2 separate regions of the Homo sapiens genome follow, and region 1 is linked to region 2. The links are chromatin contacts, found by Hi-C in ENCODE. All regions are on one chromosome and are shown on one strand. Each heading gives the region's core, a stretch centred on a gene start or an enhancer-like site at or near the end of the contact. The rest is flanking DNA. Distances are from core to core; before and after follow the strand shown. Region 1 holds the start of MON2 (MON2 regulator of endosome-to-Golgi trafficking). Region 2 holds the start of CCT2 (chaperonin containing TCP1 subunit 2).

Region 1 (4,296 bases), core at 1,135-3,634, 7.1 Mb before region 2:
AAATTTACAGAATACTTGATATAAGTACTTGCTACACATTATTATTTTATTTTATTATTTTTTTTTTTGAGACAGAGTCTCACTCCCTCGCCCAGGCTGGAGTGCAGTGGTGTCATCCCCGTTCACTGCAACCTCTGTCTCCTGGGTTCAAGCAATTCTTCTGTCTCAGCCTCCCAAGTAGCTGGGACTACAGGTGCCTGTGACCACGCCTGGCTAATTTTTGTATTTTTAGTAGAGACGGGGTTCCGCCTTGTTGGTCAGGTTGGTCTCCAACGCCTGACCTCAGGTGAGCCACCCGCCTCGGCCTCCCAAATTGTTGGGATTATGGGTGTGAGCCACCGCACCCAGGTGCTACACCTTACTTTTAAAATTTGGCTTTTCAAATCATTAGAAGTATTGTTTTCAATCAATGAATTCCAATTGCATGTCCTCAACTCTGAACAGAGATGTAAAAGATTCTAACGATTTTGAGTTAATCATGCCAAAGTTACCAATAGTAAAAAATCCAAAAGAAAAGTTGGCTACATAGTGAAAGTCAGAGAATTTGATCCTATATCACTAGCCCAATTACTAAAGCATCATTTTTGGCCAGGTGTGGTGGCTCATGCCTGTAATCCCAGCACTTCGGGAGGTCGAGGTGGGTGGATCACTTGTACTCTGGAGTTCCAGATCAGCCTGGCCAACATGCTGAAACCCCATCTCTACTAAAAAGAACAACAAACAAACAAACAAAAAGGCCTGCGGTGTGGCTCACGCCTTTGTAATCCTAGCACTTTGGGAGGCCAAGGCAGGTGGATTGCCTGAGCTCAGTAGTTGGAGACCAGCCTGGGCAACACAGTGAAACCCCATCTCTACTAAAATACAAAAAATTAGCCGGGCGTGGCAGCCTACGCCTGTAGTCCCAGCTACTCGGGAGGCTGAGACAGGAGAATTGCTTGACCCTGGGAGGTGGAGGTTGCAGTGAGTGGAGATCGCGCCACTGCACTCCAGCCTGAGTGACAGAGTGAGACTCCGTCTCCACCCCCCACCCAAAAAAAGCGCCTCGTTTTTACAAGCTCCCTGAGACCTCAAGAATAATGTCTGCCATATATTCCATTTGAACTTTTTTGCTAAATTCACCAGTTTTCATACATAAAGCTTATACCATAGGAGGTGTCAAGTTTCCCAGAAGTTGTGTAATAGGCACAAATGATCAAAATTACTGCCCTAGGAGCTCTCTACTATTACCTCATCTGTCCCCTTTATCCATCCTTGCTTTGCTTCTTATCAGAAGGAAAAATAAAATAAAATTATTTAGCTTACAAAGTAGCTCTGTTACAGCCAAACAGCGCTATCCACTGACAATCTCATGGCTCACTGTCTTCCATCATGTCATAAGCTCAGCTGTCTGAAGGTGTTGGTTTCTTCATCTCTACTGTTTCTGGTTTTTCCTCCCTCATTTTCTGCTTTCTGACCAGCAGCTGCAAAATGTCTTGGGGAAAAAGTAGACCAACCTGGATCTTGGGGAAATACAGATGAAGATTTTTCTGTTTGGCTTTTGCCTCATATTTATTTGGCACTTCAGACCTGATGAAGGCTTTTATGTATCTGTGCCTTATTTGAGCCTCGAAACTCTGATTTTATAATAGAAGGGTATTCATTCAACAAGTATGTACTGATTACCTGCTATATGCCAGACACTGTTCTAGGTGCTGGAGATACACAGGAAACAAAATAAGATTTAAAAAGAGGAAGAACCGGCAGCCCAACTCGCGAAACTCTCCTTTTAGCTGGGAGCATCTGCCAGTAAAGGGGCCGGGACAGATCTCGTAGCGCCTGGTAGGTGATTGGAGGAATTTTGGCTTTTACTTTGAGTGAGATGGGAGGCCAGCGGAATGCGTGGAGCAGAGGGTAGTCTCATTTTAGAGATTAGGAAAATAAGAGGCTACCCCACAGTAAGTGCACCAGTTGCGTTTAAAGAAAAAAAATGTATATTAACAGGAGGTAGCCACTGATTTGGGGCCACTAGTCCAGAGATTCGAAATGAAGCGGGAGGAGACACGTTAAGATTAATCTACAGGGAAACAAATTATTTACACCGAAATACAATTTAACACAAACATACGCAAAGAGATATGCCAAGGAGTACTCGGGGGCTCTGTTCAGGCACTTGTTAATGAAAACGAAGCGAATCTTGACGCCTTAAACCCTGTCTAGCCTACTTGATTCCGGGGGTGGGGCTGTGGGAATCGCTGCCCACCCGGAATCCCGCCTGCCCCGAGCATGGCCAAGCCCCAGCCCCGCCCCGCCGACGGCCTGCCGCCGGGGTTGGCCGCGGCGGTGGCGGAGGCCACGGTACCCGGAAGTGCGGCTGACGTGTCCCGGCAGCGCTCGGAATTGTGGGCGACTCGGCTAATGGCGTCGGCGAGTCTTAGGGGCCTGGGGAGCTGGCGCTGAAGCTTCTTGCCAGGTTGGCTGGTGACACCCGGTGTGGCTGGGCCCCGCGGCAGCGGAGGGACCTGCCCGCCTTGTGGGTTTCTCGGCCAGAGTCGGCGGAGCCTAGCGGGACGGTGCGACTGCGGGGGGCGCCTCCGAGAAAAGCCAGAGGTGTTGCGGGGAAGCTGCTGGGGGACGCTCGAGCAGGCTCCGGGTTCGCAGCCCAGGGCCCAAGAAGCGGGCTGCTGAAGGACCAGAGACACCGGGAGGGAGCTGCCTGTGGCCCTAAGGAGCTGACCGTGCCAGAGCTTGTTTGTACCTCTCGGAAATTGGCTGGGACCTTGGAGGATCATGTCCGGCACCAGCAGCCCCGAGGCGGTGAAGAAGCTGCTGGAGAATATGCAGAGCGACTTGCGCGCCTTGTCACTGGAGTGCAAGAAGAAATTCCCACCTGTCAAAGAGGTAAGCTTCAGGTGACGTCAGGAGAAGGCACTGTGAGCATGCCTGGTCCTGTTAGACTCAGTGCTTCACCCCAGTTTCCAGTCCTAATTTTCATTCAGGCCTCACCTTTCCAGATTTGTGAGTCGGTGGGTTGTTCCACAAGGGCTTTTTATAGTTTCCACTGGAGAGGGCTGAGGCACTTTGATTTTCTCCCCTCTCCTGTCCTCCCAGTTTAGGAGTGAAGTTCATGAAGTGAGCCTATTCAGTTAATCCAGCTAGGTGTACTGTGCACTAGCCTATTCTGGCCTTTTTCTTACTTGAAACTGGCCAAACCAAAATTGAAAAACTTGTTTGTTGCTCCCCGAAACGAGTATCCACCCATCTTGTTGAAACCTGTACTCCTCACGTTTATGGCATATCACTGAATTGGAAACAATTTTCCTTCTGGTATATATCATTCAGCTTAACTCTGTATCAATCCTTTGACGTGTTAATAAACTATCCAGAGCCACCTAATTTATGAAGAATATTGAAGATCCACATAATCATGTTAAACCTTGTTATGAGCAGTACTGTAGTGGGAAGTTGGGCTTGCAGTCAGAGCGAATACACCTGAATTTAGTTCCAGCAATAAATCTTAACCTCTTTGAGCTTCGGGTTTTTTTTTCCAGCTGTAAAATAGGGTTAAAGGATGGTTTTATATTATGTATGGGAAAGATGTCAGAGCAGAAGGGTATTATTAAAGAGATCCCAGTAAATAATACATGGAAATTTAATTCTCCAAATAGTTCTTGAGGTGAAATATTTAACATTTGGTTACTATTTGCTTTTTCTCTTAAAATGCCATTTTAATTCTCTAAAAAAAAAAAACAAACAAAAAAACCCACCAAAAACAGGCCCGGCTAATTTTGTATTTTTAGTAGAAACAGGGTTTCTCCATGTTGGTCAGGCGGGTCTCGAACTCCCGACTTCAGATGATCCCCCTGCCTCGGCCTCCCAAAGTGCTGGGATTACAGGCGTGAGCCACAGCGCCCGGCTGTTTTTATTTTTATTCCTATTTAATGTAGTTTGTTTTACCTGCAATTTCATTTACTCTTTGCCCTAAAAATTCACCGAGGGATTTCATATTTACATACTTATTTAAATATATCTTTATTATTATGAAGATTATGTAATTAGAACTTGACCAATAAATTTTGGATTTTAGGCTTGTAAGGAATATTGACTTTTCTGTAAGTGCATTGGTTTTATCAGTTTTCAACAAACTCCATCTTGTATTTCTTTAATAAAGTATTACCCAGTGATGGAAACCAGATGTGCCACTTTTGGAAAGATGGCTGTTACGATATGTTTTATTTCACATAGTCAATAGTCTGTTTTGATATTGATTTTCATTTTTTTTATATCCTCTGTTGAAAGTTATAACAAGTAAATCTAAAG
Region 2 (4,230 bases), core at 961-3,460:
CTCTAGGTGTAGAGGTGTCATCAAAGGAGGGGGAAGTAGGAAAGAAGGAAGGGTCAAAAGATGCAATGGAGAAAGGACACATTTCCAAGGGTCCCATCATAGAGTCTCTTCCTGGCTGCCTCTAGCCTCAGTTCCACAAGGTGGCAGGGCCTGCCTCCTTCTCCCCATCCAAATGCCTCTGGCTACATTCAAAGCCCAGCAGGGAGCAGTCATTGGTTTCCCCATCACACACAGTCTCAGGCTTGCCTACCAGAGGACATAATAAATATCTCCAGGTATGTAATTTTGCCCACAATAAAAACAACCTTTTTCAATATTGTGCAGGCATCTTAGTTTTTTATTGTGAATCTTCTCATTCCAGAATGCGATTTGGGATCTGCCTAGGAAAGTACATTTCCTGAAAGAAGACCAAATTTTCCTACAAAGAAGAGAAAACTCTTGGGAGATTTAAAATAACAATTTGTCCAGCCTGAACTCCCCTTTTCATGTTGGACCTGAGGAATACTGTAAACCAGGGTCAGCAAACTTTTTCTGTAAAGAATTAGATAATACATGTTTTAGGTTTTGTGGGCCCATTCAACCTGTCATGACTACTCAACTCTGCCACATAACTCTGCTATCGTATTGTGACAGAGTAAATATGTATGGGTATGCCCATGGATTCCAATGAAGCTTTATGGACACTGAAATATTAATTTCACAGGATTTTCATGTGTCAGGAAATTTTTGATTTCTTTCAACCACTTAAAAATGTAAAAACTATTCTTAGCTCTCAGGCCATACAAAAAACAACTGGCAGGCTGGGTTTGACTCCTCACAGCTTGCCAACCCCTGGTGGAAATCAACCCACTTAGAGGAAATCTGAAGGGTAGAAACAACTAAAAAATTGAAAATTCCTGTTAATGTTAGCAATGTCAAAAATCCAGGAGACCCCAGCTACTCAGGAGACCAAGGCAGGAAGATTGCTTGAGCCCAGGAGTTCCAGGCCAGCCTGGGCAACATAGAAGACCCCATCTCTAAAAAAAACAAAACAGAAAAAGAAAAATCCAGGAGCTTGTTTTGTTTTGTTTTTGTTTTGAGACAGAGTCTCGCTCTGTTGCCCAGGCTGGAGTGCAGCGGCGTGATCTCGGCTCACTGAAACCTCTGCCTCCCGGGTTCAAGCAATTATCCTGCCTCAGCCTCCTGAGTAGCTGGGATTACGGGCATGCACACCACGCCCGGCTAATTTTTGTATTTTCAGTAGAGACAGGGTTTCACCATGTTGGCCAGGCTGGTCTCCAACTCCTGACCTCAGGTGATCCGCCCACCTCGGCCTCCCAAAGTGCTGGGATTACAGGGGTGAGCCACCGCGCCCTGCCGAGGAGCTTAAGCGATCAGTTAGTCAAAGGGAGAAAAGAGGGTATCAGTAGATGACAGAAAAATTTTTTAGAGAACAAATTTTTAGACATCCGTCAACTTAGAGAAAGTAGAAAACTGTCTATAATAAACTGAAATATTTGGGACTGATCTTGATGTCTGCCAAGGTTTTGGCAGACATCAAGATCAGTCCCAAATATTTCAGTTTATTATAAACAAAGACTAATAAGTCGTCTCTACTATTGGAGGAAAAAAAAAAAAAAGACCGAAATGCAAAAATTCCTGAAAATGAGTAAATAGGGCAAAGATAAAATACTATAAATGTCTCTCTCAGTTCACAAGACCTTATCCTGGGCAGTCAACGTCCAGTTAGAAATAACGTCTGAAAATTCAGTAAGAGAAAAGGAAGTCTTCTTCTGTAATACTCAGTAAATAATGTTTAAAATTAACATAGCAATAATATTATCTGGGAATATGATAGTAAATAGCCCCTCCAAAAAACTGAAAAAGTTGAAAGCAGTTTTCCTGGAGACAGGAAGTGGTGAGGCAGATAAATTATGTTTTTCCTTATTGGTATATAACACTTTAAACTGTGTACATGTGTGACTTTAATAGAAGTGTTTAAAGATTAAATTTAAGAAAATAAAAAGTGTGAGCAAGAACTCCATTTCTATGGCAACCCGCGCGGCAGCCGCCTCTTTGTTCTGGAGCGGCGGCCACGCCCCCTCCAGTGTGAAAGGCTGCGTTTCCGGCCCGTGGGGCTCCAATCAAAATGGGACGCCTGCTGGCGGTAACGACAGGCCGGGGCCCCGCCCCCCGAAGTAGGGCGTGTGGCGTCACTTCCGGCTTCCTTCAGTCCGCTGGTCCCGAGCACGAGCTGTGAGGGGATTCACTTGTGTGCGGAACTCCTCGGAACCATGGTGAGCCTGACTCCCCTGCCTCTTGCCCTACCCCTGCTCCGCCGTGCTCTTGCCACCCCACTGCTTCCTCTGTCCTGCTAGGGTCGTAGGCTCCGTTTCTGTCTCCCCGGCCCTCCGCACATGGTGCGAGCCATGCGCGGGGCGTGCGGCCTGCGCCAGGCCAGCCGGTGGAGCTCACCACGAGGGGGAGGGGTGGACCGCAAAGCCAGCGTCTCCTTGTGCCTAGGTCTTTGCATAGTCCCGGCAGCCCAGGTCCGCGCCTCACCCGGAGCGAAGAAATTTCTAGTGTGGGACCCGCTCCGCCCTCCTTCTAGGGGCGGAGCCTGGAGCGACGGGGTCTGAGCCATCAGAGGGTGGAGGGGCCGCAGCCTTCCGAGGGTGGAAGATGGAGGCCGCGTTCCCTCGCCCGCCCGGCAGGCGTCACCTTGATGGCCTGCAACCCCTCCCTGCCTCATTCTTAGTTCAAGATCGTCTTTAGTCTCGCTGTACGTAACTGTCAATCTCGCTGGTGTATAATTTATACTCCCGGGGGCCTTGTAAATCCGAAAAGCCATGTCGCTCTCCTACAAGTCCCTCTCTCCCACTTAAATGCTTTCTCCGATGATGGAAGCTTCATTTGATTGAAAACATTGTTGTAAATGAGTTTTCTCTTAGATGTCCACTTGTAAGACTAGTGGAAGGCACCTCAGTGTATGTGTTAGAGTATTGGTACTTAAACGGAATGCCTCTTGGTTTTCCTTTTCAGGCGTCCCTTTCCCTTGCACCTGTTAACATCTTTAAGGCAGGAGCTGATGAAGAGAGAGCAGAGACAGCTCGTCTGGTAAGCCTTGTTCTAAGCATTGTTTTAAAGATAAAACTGGAGGCCAGGCGCGGTGGCTTACTCCTGTAATCCCAGTACTTTGGGAGGCCGAGGTAGGCGGATGAACTGAGGTCAGGAGTTCGAGACCAGCCTGGCCAACATGGTAAAACCCCGTTTCTACTAGAAATACAAAAATTAGCCGGGCGTGGTGATGGGCACCTGTAATCCCAGCTACTCGGGAGGCTGAGGCAGGAGGATCGCTTGAACCCAGGAGGCGGAGGTTGCAGTGAGCTGAGATCGCGCCATTGCACTCCAGCCTGGGCGACAGAGCGACACTCTGCCTCAAAAAAAAAAAAAAGTAAATAAAGATAAAACTGTACTTGAAGACTGTAAAGTTGATTCTGATAATCTCCTTGGTTTTTACTCCAGACTTCTTTTATTGGTGCCATCGCCATTGGAGACTTGGTAAAGAGCACCTTGGGACCCAAAGGCATGGTAAGAAAAATAGAAAAGTTTTATATTTTAATATTGTTTTAGAGCGCTTGGTGGAAATATAATAACAAGCGTATTAAAATGCTTTTTAATCTTTAAAACGTTTAATTATAAAAGACAAGTATGTTCTCCTTAGTAAAAATCAGAGTCCCCAGAATCACCATCCCCAATCCCATGCCCCTCCCCAATGACAAGTACTGTTATCATTTGCACGTACATCTTCTAATATTCTGTTTATGTAGAAGTATGTGTACTTCATTATGTATTTTATACTCATGTAACATACTGTTTTATAAAACAGATACTATTTATCAATACTTTTTTGTAGCTTGCTCTTTTAAATTCCTTTCAGTGTAAGTAGATAACACTGCCCCTTTAACTGTCAAATATTATCCTGTACCTTAATTATTTTATAATTTAATTATGGCTGTATTGATAGTTTCTTTCCATTGTTTTTGCAGTTACGGTGTTGAAACAAAAACTAGTGTCTACCTGTGCTTCTAGTGTTTCTAGGGGTAGATACATGGTTTGGTTACGTGGTGTATGTATTGAAAACATTTGATGAATGGATACCACAAAATAGCTATCCAGAGTGTTTATACACTAGCACTGTGTGAGAATACTGATTGATCCATGCATTCTTCAAGATGTGCTTATGTCTTA

What was found. Hi-C counts contacts between places; a loop is a spot of excess contacts on that map. Pooled maps may share reads with other maps.
Region 1: a pooled map shows a loop between it and region 2 (13-fold over the local background). The contact joins the promoter of MON2 here to the promoter of CCT2 in region 2. A Hi-C loop is called at or near these places in 5 of 50 pooled maps.

Annotation. Positions count from the first base shown.
Region 1 is chr12:62,464,442-62,468,737 of GRCh38, forward strand. It overlaps MON2 (MON2 regulator of endosome-to-Golgi trafficking), which reads left to right and starts at 2,385. Exons shown (of 35, transcript NM_015026.3): 1 at 2,385-2,877. The coding sequence starts at 2,767. RefSeq lists a silencer at 2,087-2,406 and enhancers at 2,437-2,546, 2,542-3,041.
Region 2 is chr12:69,583,249-69,587,478 of GRCh38, forward strand. CCT2 (chaperonin containing TCP1 subunit 2) reads left to right here and starts at 2,211. Exons shown (of 16, transcript NM_006431.3): 1 at 2,211-2,276; 2 at 3,022-3,096; 3 at 3,505-3,570. The coding sequence starts at 2,274. It overlaps MIR3913-1 (microRNA 3913-1), which reads right to left and starts at 1,575; the gene lies at 1,474-1,575. It overlaps MIR3913-2 (microRNA 3913-2), which reads left to right and starts at 1,475; the gene lies at 1,475-1,574. RefSeq lists an enhancer at 2,242-2,581.